6 separate regions of the Mus musculus genome follow, and all the other regions are linked to region 3. Evidence: chromatin contacts called from ENCODE POLR2A ChIA-PET data. All regions are on one chromosome and are shown on one strand. Each heading gives the region's core, a stretch centred on a gene start or an enhancer-like site at or near the end of the contact. The rest is flanking DNA. Distances are from core to core; before and after follow the strand shown. Region 1 holds the start of Kat2a (K(lysine) acetyltransferase 2A). Region 2 holds the start of Eif1 (eukaryotic translation initiation factor 1). Region 3 holds the start of Acly (ATP citrate lyase). Region 4 holds the start of Jup (junction plakoglobin). Region 5 holds the start of Rab5c (RAB5C, member RAS oncogene family). Region 6 holds the start of Hap1 (huntingtin-associated protein 1).

What was found. ChIA-PET counts read pairs that join two places held with the same protein, here RNA polymerase II (POLR2A).
Region 1: POLR2A ChIA-PET joins it to region 3 with 23 read pairs in embryonic stem cell. The contact joins the promoter of Kat2a here to the promoter of Acly in region 3. POLR2A ChIA-PET finds 5 or more read pairs at or near these places in 3 of 5 experiments (Patski and embryonic stem cell).
Region 2: POLR2A ChIA-PET joins it to region 3 with 57 read pairs in embryonic stem cell. The contact joins the promoter of Eif1 here to the promoter of Acly in region 3. POLR2A ChIA-PET finds 5 or more read pairs at or near these places in 4 of 5 experiments (Patski and embryonic stem cell).
Region 4: POLR2A ChIA-PET joins it to region 3 with 36 read pairs in embryonic stem cell. The contact joins the promoter of Jup here to the promoter of Acly in region 3. POLR2A ChIA-PET finds 5 or more read pairs at or near these places in 4 of 5 experiments (Patski and embryonic stem cell).
Region 5: POLR2A ChIA-PET joins it to region 3 with 20 read pairs in embryonic stem cell. The contact joins the promoter of Rab5c here to the promoter of Acly in region 3. POLR2A ChIA-PET finds 5 or more read pairs at or near these places in 3 of 5 experiments (Patski and embryonic stem cell).
Region 6: POLR2A ChIA-PET joins it to region 3 with 20 read pairs in embryonic stem cell. The contact joins the promoter of Hap1 here to the promoter of Acly in region 3. POLR2A ChIA-PET finds 5 or more read pairs at or near these places in 4 of 5 experiments (Patski and embryonic stem cell).

The regions. Positions count from the first base shown.
Region 1 is chr11:100,711,193-100,713,894 of GRCm38, forward strand. Kat2a (K(lysine) acetyltransferase 2A) reads right to left here and starts at 1,275. Exons shown (of 18, transcript NM_001038010.2): 1 at 889-1,275; 2 at 621-744; 3 at 141-286; 4 at 1-37. The coding sequence starts at 1,212.
Region 2 is chr11:100,318,604-100,321,303 of GRCm38, forward strand. Eif1 (eukaryotic translation initiation factor 1) reads left to right here and starts at 1,346. Exons shown (of 4, transcript NM_011508.2): 1 at 1,346-1,557; 2 at 2,063-2,226; 3 at 2,345-2,446. The coding sequence starts at 1,527.
Region 3 is chr11:100,526,567-100,529,266 of GRCm38, forward strand. It overlaps Acly (ATP citrate lyase), which reads right to left and starts at 1,434. Exons shown (of 28, transcript NM_134037.3): 1 at 1,229-1,434.
Region 4 is chr11:100,396,412-100,399,111 of GRCm38, forward strand. Jup (junction plakoglobin) reads right to left here and starts at 1,379. Exons shown (of 14, transcript NM_010593.2): 1 at 1,225-1,379. It overlaps Gm12348 (predicted gene 12348), which reads left to right and starts at 1,705. Exons shown (of 4, transcript NR_132425.1): 1 at 1,705-1,726.
Region 5 is chr11:100,736,863-100,739,562 of GRCm38, forward strand. Rab5c (RAB5C, member RAS oncogene family) reads right to left here and starts at 1,353. Exons shown (of 6, transcript NM_024456.5): 1 at 1,216-1,353.
Region 6 is chr11:100,354,697-100,357,396 of GRCm38, forward strand. Hap1 (huntingtin-associated protein 1) reads right to left here and starts at 1,445. Exons shown (of 13, transcript NM_177981.2): 1 at 994-1,445; 2 at 1-52. The coding sequence starts at 1,381.

The DNA.
Region 1 (2,702 bases), core at 25-2,524, 180 kb after region 3:
CTGGCCGTGTCATCTGCAGAATGCACTTCCGCAAGAGCTGTAAGGAAGAGGGATGGGCAGAAACAGGAGTAGCAGAGCTCAGAGAGCAGGATCCCCAACACACACCAAAGCTTCACCATCTTTACTCCATGAGAACTCACCTTGAAGAGGTAGAAATAGACTTGTTTGGTGTCTGTGTCCTCTTCCTTGTGAACAGACATGAACAGATTTTCTACATCTACTACCATTCCCAAGAGCCGGTTAATCTCGTCCTCTGACACATTCTCCAGGTGGGACACATGGTCCGCTGCAAGATGGTTACATTAGGGCTGGGAAGAACAGAAGAGCTCCACGGGGCTTGATTCCTGTACCTCCTCTAACTAGCCAGTGACACACCCTTGATTCTCCAATTCTTGACAGACAGGGAGACCCAGTGTTCTCAGTTCTCCCATCAGCCCTTGGTAGCTACCTGCTACCAAGGCAGATCTCCTTTTTTCCTTCCATGGGACATTCACATTTATTCCCTACCCAATATTTCCTTAGAAGGTCTCCAAGAAGCTCTGTGGTACTTATGTCACCCTGTTCAAACAGGACCTGGCTCCTGCCCTCCGCCCCAGCTCCAAAGGTGGTGCCTGCCTTACCCAAAGGGTGCTCACAGCTACGGCACAACTCGCTCAGGTTGGCAGCTGGCTGCTGGAGGTCCATGCGGGGTGCGGTGGGGGGCTTGGGGTTTTTCCAGCCATTACACTTGCAGGTTTCATTGGCCTGGAGGGGGAAGGTTCAGTTCCCTGATGCTGTCTGCATCCCAAGCGCAAGAGCGGCTCTATGGCTAGAGCTTCGCCCCCCATTCCTACCCCAGACCTTGGATGCCCCAAGCCCCGCCCCTTTTGCTCTAGGCCCCGCCCCCACCTTGCAAGCTGAGAAGACCCCTAGTTTCTCAAGCTTCTTGGCACGCGGCAGACCCCGGACTTGCGCCTTCCTCTGGCTAGCGCGCTGCTGCTGGCTCAGGCCAGGTCGAGCCGGATCCCCCCCACTTCCTACCCCGGCGCCCCCACTCCCTGTGCTCCCAGCTGGGGCTGCAGCTGGGGCAGGGGCTGGTGCCGGAGTCGGAGCCGGAGTGGAGGCTGAAGCCGGACTGGGCGCAGGAGTCGAAGTTGGGGCAGGGGCTGGGGAGTGAAGGGGCCGGGGCTGCGCTGCCGGGACCGGGTTTGGGGCCTGGGAAGGTTCCGCCATGGCCTCCCCCGCAGCGGAGCGGCGCCGCGCTCCCAGCCCTAGGGCCGCATGGGCAACCGGCGCACAGTGCGCAGGCGTCACGGCCCCGGCGCACGATGGGAGTCGTAGTCTTCCTTTGCCGCTTCCCATCCTTTGGCCTTCCATACTTTTTTTTTTCTTGGTTCCAGACAACCAAATGTCGCTTGGTTGAGCATCCTAGATTTGACCATTACTTCATTCTAATCTTTTTTAAGCCATCCGAGATAGTGACAATTACTATCCTCTTGGGAACAAGAGGCACCCCAGAACACTGGCCGTCTGGAGGATTTGTGGATGCTGCCCTTTTAAAGTCCATAGGTGGAAGAACAGGCCTGGGCCTGAGGTTGGCTCCCACATTGCAAAAGCCTGCCCTATTGTGGCTGCCGGCTAAGGCTTGCAGCTACAATAGAGATAAAATGTAACATTAATTCTACTATTTGTACTGTGGTGTTCACACTTATGAATTAACTTTGACAATCAGTTTTTGGGTTTTGTTTTGTTTTGTTTTATTTTGTTTTTTGAGACAGGGTTTCTCTGTGAAGCCCTGGCTGTCCTGGAACTCATTCTGTAGACCAGGCTGACCTCGAACTCAGAAATCCGCCTGGCTCTGCTTCCCAAGTGCTGGGATTAAAGGCATGCGCCATCACTGCCCAGTGACAATCAGCTTTTTCTATACTTGGGTTGCTGTTAAACAGAAACGGTTTTATTTTCAAAAGAACAAAGAGACATAGTTGTGGGCCATGCTGCTGTTGAATGTGTGTGTTCATGCACGGGCATTCGTGTGTGTGTGTGTGTGTGTGTGTTGGGAGTGGGCAGGAAAGGGGGGGGGGAGTGTGTTTGTGTGTGCTGAGAACTAAAGAACCAGAGAGACCAACACTGAAGATGCGGAGGGTAGGGGGTGGTCCCCTCTTCTGGCTCGCCTAGGCAGCTTTGAAGATGGAGAGGATTCCTGACCTCATACCCTTCCATCCTACCTCCATCTTTTTCCCTGCCCACTCCTTAATGGGGGGGTGGGGGTGGAGGAAAGCCAGAGAAATAGACAGTTTCTTCCCATTGTAGAGGTAGACTGTGAAAGGTCAGGGATAGTTCTTCCTGGAAGATCAGAAAGGCCCCCTCTTTTGGCTCAGTCCAGAGAACAATTTTCCTTGCCCCAGGCCCGATTCTTAAAAGGGCAGGGTAGGGCAGGGCCGGCAGGGCAGGGCAGGGCAGAGCAAGCCAGACCTTTTCAACCCCGTTGCTCAATCCCATCAGCTCCCAGGATGGAGCTGTAACCCCGCACATTCAGGTGATCCAGTTCCTTCATAGCCTCCTTCCTGCCCTCTGATGTGAGAGAAGGGCCCAGGGAGAAGCAGAAGCCGGTTCTGGACAAAAGCTGCAGCGCTTGCAAGGAAGATAAGACAGCGACTTGAGTGTTTTTGCCCTTCTGGATGGGAAGAGTGGGCGGGCCCTTCCTCTTCGCACCCGCCCCGGAT
Region 2 (2,700 bases), core at 96-2,595, 210 kb before region 3:
TTTGAAAGTCTCATTGTATAGATCTGCTGGGTCTCAAACTCGCAGGCATCTATCTGCCAGCCTCTGCCTCACAAGTGCTAAGATCAAAGGCGTGCCCCACCACACCCGGCCTATTTTTCTGGTTCTTCAGAGACAGTAGCCAGTCTAGTACTGAATTCACTTGACCTTGAACTTTTTCCTCTGGCTTCCTTCTCCTGAGAGCTGGGATGTACCACCATACCTAGAAGTTGGCAGTATTTTTAAGTTAAGAGATTTTATATAAAGCACCCACTCTTTGGGGAGCATTTGAATAAAGTCTGACACAGTAGTTATCAGCCTCTGGTTCTCCTATTGGCCCCCACAAACCCAGTTACATCACACTTGGCTGTCTCTTTTTTTTTTTTTTTTTTTTTTTCGGTTTTTCGAGACAGGGTTTCTCTGTATACCTTGGCTGTCCTGGAACTCACTCTGTAGACCAGGCTAGCCTCGAACTCGGAAATCCGCCTGTCTCTGCTTCCCAAGTGCTGGGATTAAAGGTGTGCGCGGTGGCACTTGCCTTTAATCCCACCACTCATGGGGCAAAAGCAGACCCCATGTGGCCAGCCTGGTCTATAGAGTTCCAGCACAGCCAAAACCCTGTCTTGAAAAAACAAAAAGAAAGGTTAACTGCTTTGAAAAAAATATTCACCTAGACTCTACAAAGGCTTTACCTCACACACAGGCTTGTAGGACAAAAGGCATCCTGTGAGGCTTGGACATTTTTTTCCTGGGGTCCCCACTCCTACCTAAGGGACTACTTCCTTCCTTAGAAGAATTAATCTAAATAATAATTTTTGGTTACCAATTTTAAAACATGCTAATCCAAATGATACCCTATATAAGGTCCAAATTTTGATCACGTTATTTTATGCTGATTAAATGGCTATATCTGTGAATACGTGCAGAGAAGGGTAGGTTGATGGGTGGCTGGATCAGTCGAATTTTGGAGGACCCGCACGTAATTACCCTTTAAAGCAAATCGATCCTCACCCTAAGACCCATCTCAGAGCTAGTGCCAGGACCCCAACAGGGTCAAGATGGTAGAACGTGCGGTAGGCGCAGGCGCGCTCGAAACCTCCGCCAGTTTTCGCGGCCGCTCAGACAACTACCATGCCCACTGCGCAAGCGCGCAGGCGGACCAAGCTTTCCCTCCCCCCTCTCGCCCCTCCCTGAGTCAACAGAACATCCTTTCCAGGCCAAACCCAGTGCGCACGCGTCAAGCCTTGACTCCGCCCCCCGACCAATAGGAAGCCGCAGCGCTCGGGCGTCCGGGAGCTTGACTCCATGGGTGGGGCCGAGACGTGAGGGCAGCGCGCTGGCGTCACAGGGGCGGCTATATAAGTGAATACAGGCGCCGCCCCTCCGCCCCAGTCACTGAGCCGCCGCCGAGGACTCAGCTGCCTCCCCCTCGAGCCCCCTCGCTTCCCGACGCTCCGTCCCCCCCGCCCGCCTTCTCCCGCAGCCGCCTTCCGCAGGCCGTTTCCACCGAGGAAAAGGAATCGTATCGTATGTCCGCTATCCAGAACCTCCACTCTTTCGGTGAGCCTGGGGAAGGTCGCGCGGGCCTGGGGGGGGGGTGGCGGGGTCGGAGCTCGGAGAGCCGCCGAGCGCGGCGAGCCCATCTTAGCTCGGGCTGGAGGGGTGGTGATGCCCGTGGAACCGAGATCTGCGCCCAGGGTCGACCTCTGAGGGTGCCCGGAAGAAACGGGTGGGAGGTGAGCCCTTGGGCGGGCCCGGCGTCTCGGGTGGCGCATTTACTAATGGCTCCTGCCTCTCGGCGAGCCACACCCGCCCCCTCCCGCCACCCCTGCGTCATGTCCTCTACGTCACCGTCGTTGTCTCGGAGCTGGGAGGGAAGGCCCCGCCTCGGGAGCCTGGCTTCCGGTAGGTTGCATCAGCCGGGTGGGGCGCTGCCTGCCCACTAGGTCTCTCCAGCACGTGATCAGCCTTGGCGGGAGGGCTGGCCTAGAGCAGAAAGCTAGCTCTAGTACTGGCCAGTTCCCGGAGGGACAACAAAGGACACCTCCGGATTATTTCTTCACAGACCCCTTTGCTGATGCAAGTAAGGGTGATGACCTGCTTCCTGCTGGCACTGAGGATTATATCCATATAAGAATTCAACAGAGAAACGGCAGGAAGACCCTTACCACTGTCCAAGGGATCGCTGATGATTACGATAAAAAGAAACTAGTGAAGGCGTTTAAGAAGGTGGGTCTGCTGTGGAGAGAGCACGTTGTATGGTCTACCAAGGGAGAGGGTGCAAACGTCAAGGGAGTCCGTGTTGATGGCATGGCCTCTTAGATGCTGCATCCTTTTGTCCTTGCAGAAATTTGCCTGCAATGGTACTGTAATTGAGCATCCAGAATATGGAGAAGTAATTCAGCTACAGGGTGACCAGCGCAAGAACATATGCCAGTTCCTGATAGAGGTGAGTTTAGGCCGCCCTCAATGCATTATGGGTTTCCTGAATTTCTAATCCTTACAGTTGAGCTTTTAAATACATGTAGACATTCCCACTTTCAAACAGTACTTGGGGGTGGCATAGGGAAGTTTTAGTAACAGTGGTCAATTGAACCATTGTGTCTACTGGGATAGACTGAAGTACTCTTCTTTATTGGGACTCCTTGCAAGGTGTATATGGGAGAATCTGTTGACGTCATGTAACCTGTCCCTCTCCCTTGT
Region 3 (2,700 bases), core at 184-2,683:
ATGAAGCCTGCTTTTAAAGAAGACTCCTCTGGGACCCACTGAGGAGGGTCGACAAAACACTCTCACTTTAAGGGCTGGGGAGGGGGAGGGGATGACAAGCAAGCAATCCCCTATAGCAAAGGAACGGACAGAACTCTTCCGAGTATTCCCTGCTACAGCAGACAGTGTCTAAATAGAGATTAAAAACAGCAGCTACTCTGTCTTCAAGGCCTCCTTTTACTGCCCCCCCCCCCCGCAGAGGGGAGCGTTTAAGCAGCTTTCTAAGAGGTGGAAATGATCTTTCCAGGACAGTTATCTCTCGATAGTAAAGAAACCCGACATGCTGAGCAAAGTTAAAGCGGGGACAGACAGGGTTGGCTGGCAGACTAAAGTGCCTTATGCTGTCCTTTCCAAAATTATGTCAGGAGGGATCCCTCATAGCAGAATTTCAAGACTGAAGAAAGCAGCAAGCTTTGGGGACCAGACCTCTGCCAGGCCTGACAGGAGGTAGAGGTAGGTAGCATCCTTTGCACACACGCGCGCCCGCGCACATACACACACCCTAGGTGCTTGTCTCATCCAGACTCCTGAGCACTCCGACCATCTGTTGTTTGGGGGCTACACCAGTAGGGAGCTCCTTAGCAGGGAGAGCCCATCCAGCGCCGTCGCTCCGGAGCCAAGTCCTCGCAGCAAGGCCTCAGGCACTCTGAAGCAGCACGACCCCGCGTGGCCAGGGCCCGCTCCCTACACTTCGACATAGAGCTTAAGGGATTCACCACAGAACTAACAGGACAGGCCTGCTTGAGTCCGGCTTGCGAGCGGCCGGCGTGGAGAGAGTAGCCACCGCCATCTCTACTACCCGCCCCGGCATCCGGTGGGGAACCCGAATGGGGCCCAAAAAAGTGTCCCAAAAAAAGCCCGACTAGACTCGAGAGCTGGCCCTGGGTGGAGCTGAGAAGAAGCAGGACGCGCAAAGGCAATCCGGAGGAGGGAGAAGTAAGGTCGGTGGCAAGCAATGTGCAAACTCCCAGGAACTAGAATAGGATTGGGAGGGTGTAGACATGCGGCCCGCGGCTGGGGAGAAGACTACTATAAAGCTTAGACCCGCACAAAACTTCCGAGCAGGTGCAGGGAGCGCGCGGGAGCGCCCAGCCAGGGAGCCCGGAGGTGGTTCCGGGTTGGGGGAGGGAAGCAGGAAGCTTAGTGGGTACTGGGGGGTCGCACCCGCGCCTACGACTGCCGTACTCACCTCTTCGAGAAAGCCTGAGTGTGGCTCTCTGTCCGTAAGCACCAGCTCACCCCAACTCTTCGGATCGCTCCAGCCGCCTGCAGCAGCCGGGGATCCGGCTTTTGTTCCGGCCCAAGTGGGCTCCTCCCCGCCCCCCATCAGCTCACAGGCTAAGCAGCCCGGCGATTGGGCACACGCGTTCCCTAGCCTGAGCTCTAGGCTCCTCCCCATTCGCTGCTGTGGTGGCCCCGCCCTCAGGCCTGACCTGGGGCTGATGGGACTTGTAGTCCCGGACGTGGGCGGGGCCGTGGGCGGGGCCTAGGATGGGGAGATGGGCCGGGCGGCTCTAGGAGGAGAACCTACGAGGCTGGGGGCTGTGGCCTGATCGTTTCAGGGGCTGGGCCGGCCAGCCGCCGGGTTGGGTAGCTGAGGGAGGGGGTTGTTGGCCCAAAAGGCTATAGCACTTCTCCCTGGACCTGGCGTCCTCTTCCTCCCTCCCAGGAGAGCAACTGACGTTCTTATCCCAGGCTCTTGTAAGCCGCCACACCAAACCCAGTGCGTTAGACCTGCTTTTGAAAAGCTACGTCTGCTTTCCTTTCACACGTGTCGCCTCTCCGCTCCTGGAACCCTCCCCAGGGAATTTACCAGAGCCAGTCTACACGACCACGCTACACAATCAGACTGTCCGACCTAGGACATAGATTGGAGGAAGGGGTAAACTAGTGAGGCCAGAAGGACGCCAGTCCCAACGCGAGTCCTCTTACAGGCTCACCTGAGCGCGGATCTGGGCGGAGCTGATCATTTATCTGAGATTAAAACTTAGGACTGGGGCCATCCCTGCCCAACCTCTTGCTCCCTCCCCCAACCTCAAACTAAGACACCGAAAGCAATGAACAACCTCCTCTTTTCTGTTACTTGCGAAAGATAGAACATATTTTCCAAACCCAAAACTGGAGCGCCCAGTCTAACAGGTACCCGAGAACTTCTGGGGCAGAATAGATAAATCATAAGGTCCTGGAAATCAGGAATTCACTGCTTCCCTGGAGTGGAAGCCTCTCTTGCTTGTCCCCTAGTCCCAGTATGTCTTCCCAGATGGACCCAGAAACTAACAATTTTCCAGCTCTAGGAAGGAGGCCAGAATCATCCTTTAATCAGCTCAGGTGATGCGTCAGCCCAGGGTGCAGAGAATCTGCATGGCTGTGCCCCTGGCAAAAAACCCTGGGTCAAAAGCTCCCTGCAACAATGTTGCAACACTCTCCTGGGCAAACACTTTCCCAAGGCCCCCCACTCCCAGGCCCTTTTCGGCCAGTCTTTGGATGGCTGAACTTGTAACACCCATTCTTGACCAGCGTGTGCTCCTTTTTTTGTTTGTTTGGGTTTTTTTTTTGTTGTTGTTGTTTTGTTTTTTACGAGACAGGGTTTCTCTGTGTAGCCCTGGCTGTCCTGGAACTCATTTTGTAGACCAGGCTGGCCTCGAACTCAGAAATCCGCCT
Region 4 (2,700 bases), core at 129-2,628, 130 kb before region 3:
GAGCTTGGGAGGACAGATACTTAGCAGGCCTCATATAAGGGGGTGTGATGGTCTCCGGAGGAGGGGGAAGGAAGAAGACACTTCCCCTTTCAGCAACGCCCCCACCCCACCCCCATTGGTCCCTACCTCAGGCCTTAGGGGCCTGGCAAACAGGATGGAGTTGGGGGCAGGGAGAACAGGGTCAAAGCGCACACACTGGCTACGTTCAGCTTGGAGCTGACTGGGGGAAGGGGTTTTCCTCCAAGAAGTACCACCAAGCCTAGAATCAGCTCTCAACAAGGAGACTAGAAAAATCCTAGAAAAGGCTCCCATGGTTACTTTCTCCTGGAAAGTTTGTTTGGAGTGATTTCTCAACAAGAATGGGTTGCAGAAATCAAAAGATATTGCTGTTTCCCTATCAACACTCTGGAAACCACAGCTACTAAAAACTGGGCGAGTGCTTCTTAAATTTTCTCTACCGGCCCAGACTCCAGGCCAAGCCACCAGTGTCAGACATCGGTAGGGCACTCAGCCCAGACCCTTCACCAGTTCCCCAGTCACCCTATCCCACCTCCGTAGGAGAAGGCATTGACCGGCGTACACTAGAGCGGAGGGAGGCGCCACAGGTCCAGCTCGGAGCTGCAGGGCAGGGCCTCCGTCTTCCAAGCGCTCACCTGCTCTGCTCAGCAGGTGGGAATTGCGTCCCTGGGAAAATGTGCACTCGGCCCCCACAGTTTGGAAAGCTGGGCGCAGACAATAGGGCCCCACCCAGGCCTGGGGGAGTAGGGAGGGAGGGAGAGAAAGCGAGGATGACGCGTGGGGTGCGGTGAGGGTGGCCCCAAAGAGACTAGGCAGCAAGTTTCCCAAACGGTAAATTCCTGTCACCGTGAGCTCCGGGACCAGGCGGAGCGGGTCAAAGTCTGCTCGGTCAGCTCCAGGGGAGAGTCAGGGACGCCGTGTTAGGCGAGCTCTGGGGCCCTGGGGGAGGCGCGAACTCCGAGGCACCTGCCCTAGTTCCTCCCCACCCTTCTCAGACCTGCGGTTCACCGAGCCTGGAGGGGCGCTCCAACCCAGATTGCTTGTCCCAAGGGTCCCGCGCCCCGGACCCCAGCGCGCCCCCTGTCGCTGGTGTAGGATGCGCTCCCTGACACCCGCCCTCACCTGCCCTGAAACCGCTGGAACCAGCCTCCCGGCCGCTTGCTGTCCCTACTCTCCCACAGTGATTCGTACCCCGATCGGGTGTACCTGAGCGTGGAGCCGGGCTGAGCCGAATCGGGGTCGGGTCTGGCCGGGAGGGAGCCGGCGCGGGCAGCGAACTGAGCTCGGCGCACTCGGGCGGCGGCTGCTCCGGACTCTGGCCAAGGCAGCAACTCAGTAACCGAACAAAAGGCAAAGGGACCTGACAGCCAAGCCACACCTCTCGCCCCCTCGAAGCTCCGCCCCCTAGGGAGACTCCCACCCTCTGAGGCTATCTCACTGGCTGCCCAGCCTGACTATCCCATCGAGGGGCGGAGCCTCGCGCCGGGACCTCTACCACGGCCGCCTCTGTTTATGCGCTCACCATTGGCCCCAGGGACTGCCACTCGACTCTGGGGTGGACGCCAACTTGAGGTCTCATCCTCACTCTGCATCTATTGGCAAATAGAAAGTTTCTTCTTTATGATTGGACAGAGGGCTGTCAGTAAGACTAAGGAAAAAGCCAATGGATCAGGTGGGGCGTGACTTGCCCCACCCTAGCCCTGAGCAGGTAAGACTCATTATTCTCCCCTTCCCCCCCTACCTGTCCAACAGGTGAGTCAGGGGGAGGCATGGGAAAGGACTGACGCCTTCACTAGCCAGCCAACTCAGCGTCAGGCTTATTCATTCTTGCCTCAACGTAGTAATAAGATGTTTGTAAAGCATTTCATAGGCTTTGTGCTGGGTTGGGATTTTCTCCCCCCTACAAAAGATGGAGTGTTCCCTGATCCCTTCTGTTTAGAATTAGCAGGCCTGGGTTTGGGTTCTCCCCTTAATCTTTGTATGACCTTAGGCTAGTTAGTGTACCTTTCACCCTGTATCTCTTCTGTAAAGTGGGTTCATTAGCTTTATCTATCTTAGGTTGGAGAGATTAAATGAAATAAGCTTTGTAGTAGCACTTAAACAGCTGAGGAATGTCAGTATTTAAACTGTCTCAGTTCGAGACAGTTCTTAAAAAGTGCTGGAGCAGCCAGGCAGTGGTGGCACTCGAGGAGGCAGAGGCAGGCAGATCTCTGTGAGTTAAGAGGCCAGCCTGGTCTTCAAAGTGGGATCGAAATGATCCATGTTAAAAGAATATTTTTAATGGGCTTGTGTGGTGCCTCAGTTGTGCAGATGTGACCACCCGAGTCTGATACCTCATGGAGGGAGACAACAGCCAAGTCTCACAGGTTGTCCTCTGTCCTCTGATCTCCCGCCTTGGCACAAGTGCCACACACATAAAAGTAAATAAAATGTAATGCGATTTTAAAACTACGCTCCAAAGAGATCACAAGACTAGGAAATATGGTACACTCTAAACTCCGACACCTTCTTTCTTTTTTTTTTTTTTTTGTTTTTGTTTTTGTTTTTGTTTTTCCAGACAGAGTTTCTCTGTATAGCCCTGGCTATCCTGGAACTCACTTTGTAGACCAGGCTGGCCTCGAACCCAGAAATCCACCTGCCTCTGCCTCCCGAGTGCTGGGATTAAAGGCGTGCGCCACCACG
Region 5 (2,700 bases), core at 103-2,602, 210 kb after region 3:
ACCTGTACTTTGGCCGCATAACAAGAGAACCTTCCAGCTTGGTCAGAGATACCAGCCATTTCACACACTTAAGTCCCAAGGAAAACACAAGAATCCTGTGTCAATACAGTAGGGGAACTGGCACTTTCCAGCACACATAAGCAATTCCTTTACGGACGAAAACTATACCTGCCACGGTGATGTGGACTAACTGCTCTGTGAAAAAGTCCAAGCCAAGAGGGGAGTGGAGACTCTGGTGAGGAATGGACCTGTTGCTCAAGTGTATAGTGGTGTGTGATTCAGGGTGGTTAAGAGATGGTGCCTCAATTTCACACTACTCCTATTTGGTCTATTCTCCACCCCTATAGATAAGCAGGCAGCAGTCTCTCTAAGGAAACCACTCACATGCTCTGGAAGGACAGGGCTGGGCCTGAAGCAGGGGGGAAGGAGGAGGGGAGACAGAAGATAATGAATGGGCAGATCCTCCCTGATCTGTGATCTGTCCCTAGGATTGAGCAGAGCTCAGCTAAATTCTTTAGAGGCAGGAAGACGAACACACACTGAGAGAACTTAAGACAGGGCTGGGGGCATAACGTGCAGTCCAAGGAGAAGGCTGCCATTCCGTCTAAGTGACCCAGAATTCAAACTCTGCTGAGGTCCTCGTAAGCTCAAGAGGAAGTAAGGAACTGTAAGCGCGCAAAAACACTTCTGTGCGTGTACAACACTCTCATTCCGACATCCCCCCCCCCCCATCCCCGCATCTCCGAAAGGAAATCGAGATAAAGATAATTTCAGGGCTGCAGGGGGACAACTGGGTTTTTGGTTGGGATTGGGGAGTGGGAGGCGTAGAACACAGGAAAGGAAAACCAGGAGAGACAGCACTCTCCGTCACCTCTAAAAGAGAAGGGGGACAGGTTCCTTCGCACCTGGTAAAGACTCTTTGATTTTGAAAGCTGAGGGGGTGGGGAGCGGAACTTAAGAGTCCCTCTCTCCCACAAGTGGACTGGACAGGCCAGAGGAGAGCCTCAAAAGACTCCCAAAGGCTCCCGAAGGACAGGTTAGCGAAGGAAAGAGGAGCTCCCCCTTTGGCCTGACGCCCTGGTGAGCCCCTAAGAGGGGGCTACGGGTCGGGGGAGGGGTCAGTGTCCCCCTAAGCTAAGGTTGGGCAGGAGGAAAGGGTACCCCAGGGAGGCTACCACACAAGTGAGACACTGGCCCTGGGACAGGCACACTCACCGCGGCTCCGGGCAGCAGCGTTACTTTGGGCCGGGGCTTCCACAGACTCCGCTCCTCTCCCCCCCACCCCCGGCGGTGTCCCAGGCTCCGGCCTCCACTTCCGCCTTTCAGCCGCTCCGGATCCGGATCTTCAGCTCTGCCCCGCCTCTCTATATTCCCAGGTGACTGACAGAAAGAACAGACCAATGGGAGACACTCCGATCCTACCCACAATCAACGCGGGAAAGGAGGGAGAGTGCGCGCGAGGGATGGCGGGACTTGTAGTTCTCCGCACAGGGAGGAGCCGGGGGCTGCCTGGCACTTGGGTTTTGGGTGGAACCGGCTGCCGGTGGGGCGGAGCCGGTCCAGGCCTGCTTATCGCGTCACTGCCAGTTCCAAGTGCCGCGAGGGAAGGCGTGTGGCTGAGCTTTCCAAGAGAGCAGACAGAGGGCTGTTCATGCAGAATTGAGAAAGGAAAAATATGATGTTCACGTAGCCGCGCAGACCGGTCGTGTGCCCTCGGCAACTTGGAGAAGCCAAGCCCGCCCAGGAGGCTGATTGTTGAGGACATTCTATTATAGGAAAGGCGATGGAGTCAGGTGTAATGGCTCGATCCGAAGGCAGAGGCTTGCAGATCTCTGTGAGTAACAGCTAGGGTTATGTAGTAAGATCCTGGCTTAAAAAAAAAAAAAAAAAAGAAAAGAAAAGAAAAAGAAAAAAGAAAGAAAAAAAAAAGGTGATGAAATCTCTGAGAGCTCTATAGAATGGGCTCTCTGGGGGCTAGCGAAACGGCTCGACAGGTGAAGATGCTTGCAGCCAAGCCTGACTGAGTGCCGTGCCCAGGACTCACATGGAGTAAGACAGACTCCCACTAGTTGTCTTTTGACAACCACCCATCCACCCTCCCTCCCGCTAAATACTTGAAGAAATGTAATTTTTTTTTTTTAAAAGAAGGAGTTGTCTAGAGGATACTAAATGGTTGAAAAGGAGACCTGCTGCTGCCAAGGGTTGCTCTCACTCTCTCTTCCTTTCACATGGGCTCTCACTATGTAGTCCTGATTGGCCTGGAACTTACTTTGTAGATGGGTTGTATTTGAATTCACAGAGATCCTCCTGCCTCTACTTCTGGAGTGCTGGGATTAAACACATGTGCAACCACCACGACAGACTAAGCTTTCTTTCTTAGGCTCTGTTCCCAAATATACCAGACCCCCTCATCTCCCTCACTCTGCCCCCAGTCAGAATTAGCGCTCCTTCAAAGACTACCTGTGTTCTCTCTACCCGTCACTATAGATGAAAACCACTAACCCTTCTACCACAGGTCAGTTCTGTTTCTGTTGCTTCTAATTCCTTCTGTATGAATTAGGACCACTTTTTGTTTGTTTGTTTTTTGTTTTTTGTTTTTCGAGACAGGGTGTCTCTGTGTAGCCCTAGCTGTCCTGGAACTCACTTTGTAGACCAGGCTGTCCTCGAACTCAGAAATCCTCCTGCCTCTGCCTCCCTAGC
Region 6 (2,700 bases), core at 195-2,694, 170 kb before region 3:
TTGACATCATCTTCGGTGATCTTCTTCGTGGGTGGTGGATTAGGACACAACGCTGCAGGAGGAAAGGCCCAAGTGGGTCAGGGAAAGGAGCCGAGGCTGCCCATAGACCACTACACCCCTCACAACAAAGATTGTGAGACTGCACTCCATCTGGCCCTAACACCCTCTCCACAGCTCCGGATCTCCCCACTCCTGCTTTCTCAGGAGGGGCCTGGATGCTGTAAAGGCAAAACCATCCTCTGGGCTCAGGAACTGGACTCTCAAGACCCCTGGGTCTCTGGGCCCCTCGAGATAAGAAGTCAGGGAAAATACTGGGCTCATCATGCCCACCCCCAATCGGCATCTTAGCCATCACTGGAGTCTCCTCGATCATAAAAACAAATGCAGTCACCCATCCTAAACCTGTTGCTTGTCACAGGAGGGCCAAGTAGACTTCTTCAGCACCCAGAAGCGGGCACCTGAGCCTAAAATTGCCCCCGCCCAGAAGAGGAGGGACAGAAGCCCAGTGCCCCGCCCACTCCTCCCTCTTCATTCCAGCTTCGGAAAAGTACGACCCAGACCCCCTGAGGACAAGTAGTGGTCAAAGGCTCCCCTACACACACACCTCTACCCACCCACGCAGGCTGGTTCCTGCGGGCTAGCGCAGGCTCAAAGCGCACCCGCAGCCCCCGCCCCTCTGCTGGCACTGCGGTAGACGGGGAGGGGGCACTGAGAGTGCGCAGATCTGCCACAGCAACAGGCGCGAAGAGGCGGGCGGAGAGCGCGAGAGAGCTCTGGACCTGACGCACCCACAATAATCGGGAAACCGGAAAAGGGGGGGGGGGAGATGGGGAAAGAGAAACCAAACCGGCACCGCAGACTGTGGTCTCGCGGGGGTGGTGGAAAGGTGGAACTAAGAGCCACAAGGGGGCGGGGCGCCTGAGTCGGTGCACCCCCTCCTACCTGGAGATGCCCAAATAGTGCCCAATGCGGGATCCCCGAGACTCAGTTTACCTTCCTGCAGCTCTCGAATAAACGCCGCACGCTCAGGGCCGGACACGCCGGGCCTCCGGCCGATGTACGCGGCTGGTGTCTTCCAGATTCCCTCGGCCTTTCCAGTGCCCAGGCCAGTGGCCCGGGGACCGTAAGGCCCCTGGAATACGTAGCGGGTCCATGGTGCGTCCGAATCACCAATGATCATGGACCGACAAAAGCTTCCTGTCTTGGTTCGGGATCCTGATTTTTGTCCGGACCCGGTTCCCTGCGCTGGAGCAGGTTTGGGCTCCGCCGAGGGCTCCGGAGCGGGACCAACTGCAGGCTGGGTCGTGGGGGTGCCTGCTGCTGGGTCCCCCGACCCTGTCCCGTCTCCCGCACCGCTCTGCACCTGCTCTTTCGGGCGCATCTTGACTCCGCAGTCCGCTGCCGCAGCCGGGGCTTTATAACCTGTGCTCGGAGCGGGCTCCACTGGGCTGTACCACGCGTGGCGCTAGGGGTGACCGTTGATCAGTTAGTGGTGCCGAGGACTCAGGATCCTGCAAGAAAGCAGCCAGTGGTGACGAGATAGGAAGTAAATAAAAGAAGAAGAAAGAAAGAGATGAACTAGTGCCTAGCTTATTCCGTGGGGTCGAGTCCACGGTGATGGATTTCTCTTCCCTTCCATCTTCTGAGAATGGTTCTGTCCAAAGCCGCCGCTTCCCTGGACTTGAGTAGAGGGACCCGTAGCTTCTGCCTAGAAACAACCCCCCCTTCAGCCCCCCGCGCGCGCTCCCGCCACCCCAGCTTCCAGGGGCTTTCTGTGTTGCCCTACCCAACATTGTGTACAGACCGAGGTGACCTGAGAATCGAGGCAGTACGCCTGTGCCTTCCCAGGTAGACTAAGCGAGAAATCCAAACTCCGGTATGGCTTTCAACGTGTTGCGTGTCATCCACAGGTCCCTCTCACTCTCGCGCTCGCCCCTGGACGTCTTCCATCTTAGTGCGTTCACTCGTTCTTTATTTCCAACCCTAATTCTCAAGCCCTACAGTCCAAGCAAGCACCTGTTCTGTTCTTCAAACATTCCAAAAAGAACATCTTCGGAGGGGATCCTGCTTAAATGTTTCGCTGTGACGACTCTTCAAGATCCCCGTGTACACACACACACACACACACACACACACACACACACACACACCAAAACATCCGTTATCCCAGGGTCTGAACTGATCGATGTCGGTCTCCACGACTTTACCCGTGCTCTTCAGCTCATGGACGGACGTATGCTCCCCAGAAAAATGGCTACTTTGGAAGCTGGCTCTCAGTCCTGAATGAACTGGTTTAAGGGGTGGGAGCTAGGGAGGGCAGTAGCCATTTCTGTGCTTTTAGACTGGGAGACAGGCTAAAGGGAGATGGATGACTCATGGACTCAAGTCTCAAAATCGTTCTTGATGTTCTCCATTCTCCACCATCCTCCAGTGGACAAGGCTATTGACTTTACGTTTTTTAAAATATTTATTTATTTATTTTTTATATCTGGTGTATGAAGGTGTCCATGTCAACATCAGTTGTTGTCCGTCCCTTGCCACCTTATTTTTTGAGACAAGGTTCCTCACTGAATCTGGAGTTCAGCACTTTGACTAGACTGTCTGGCCAGCGATTCCCCAAGACATCCACTTAACTCCACCCTACCCCTCAGCCCCGGGGTTTACAGACAGGTGCCACCATACCAGACCTTCATGTGGATG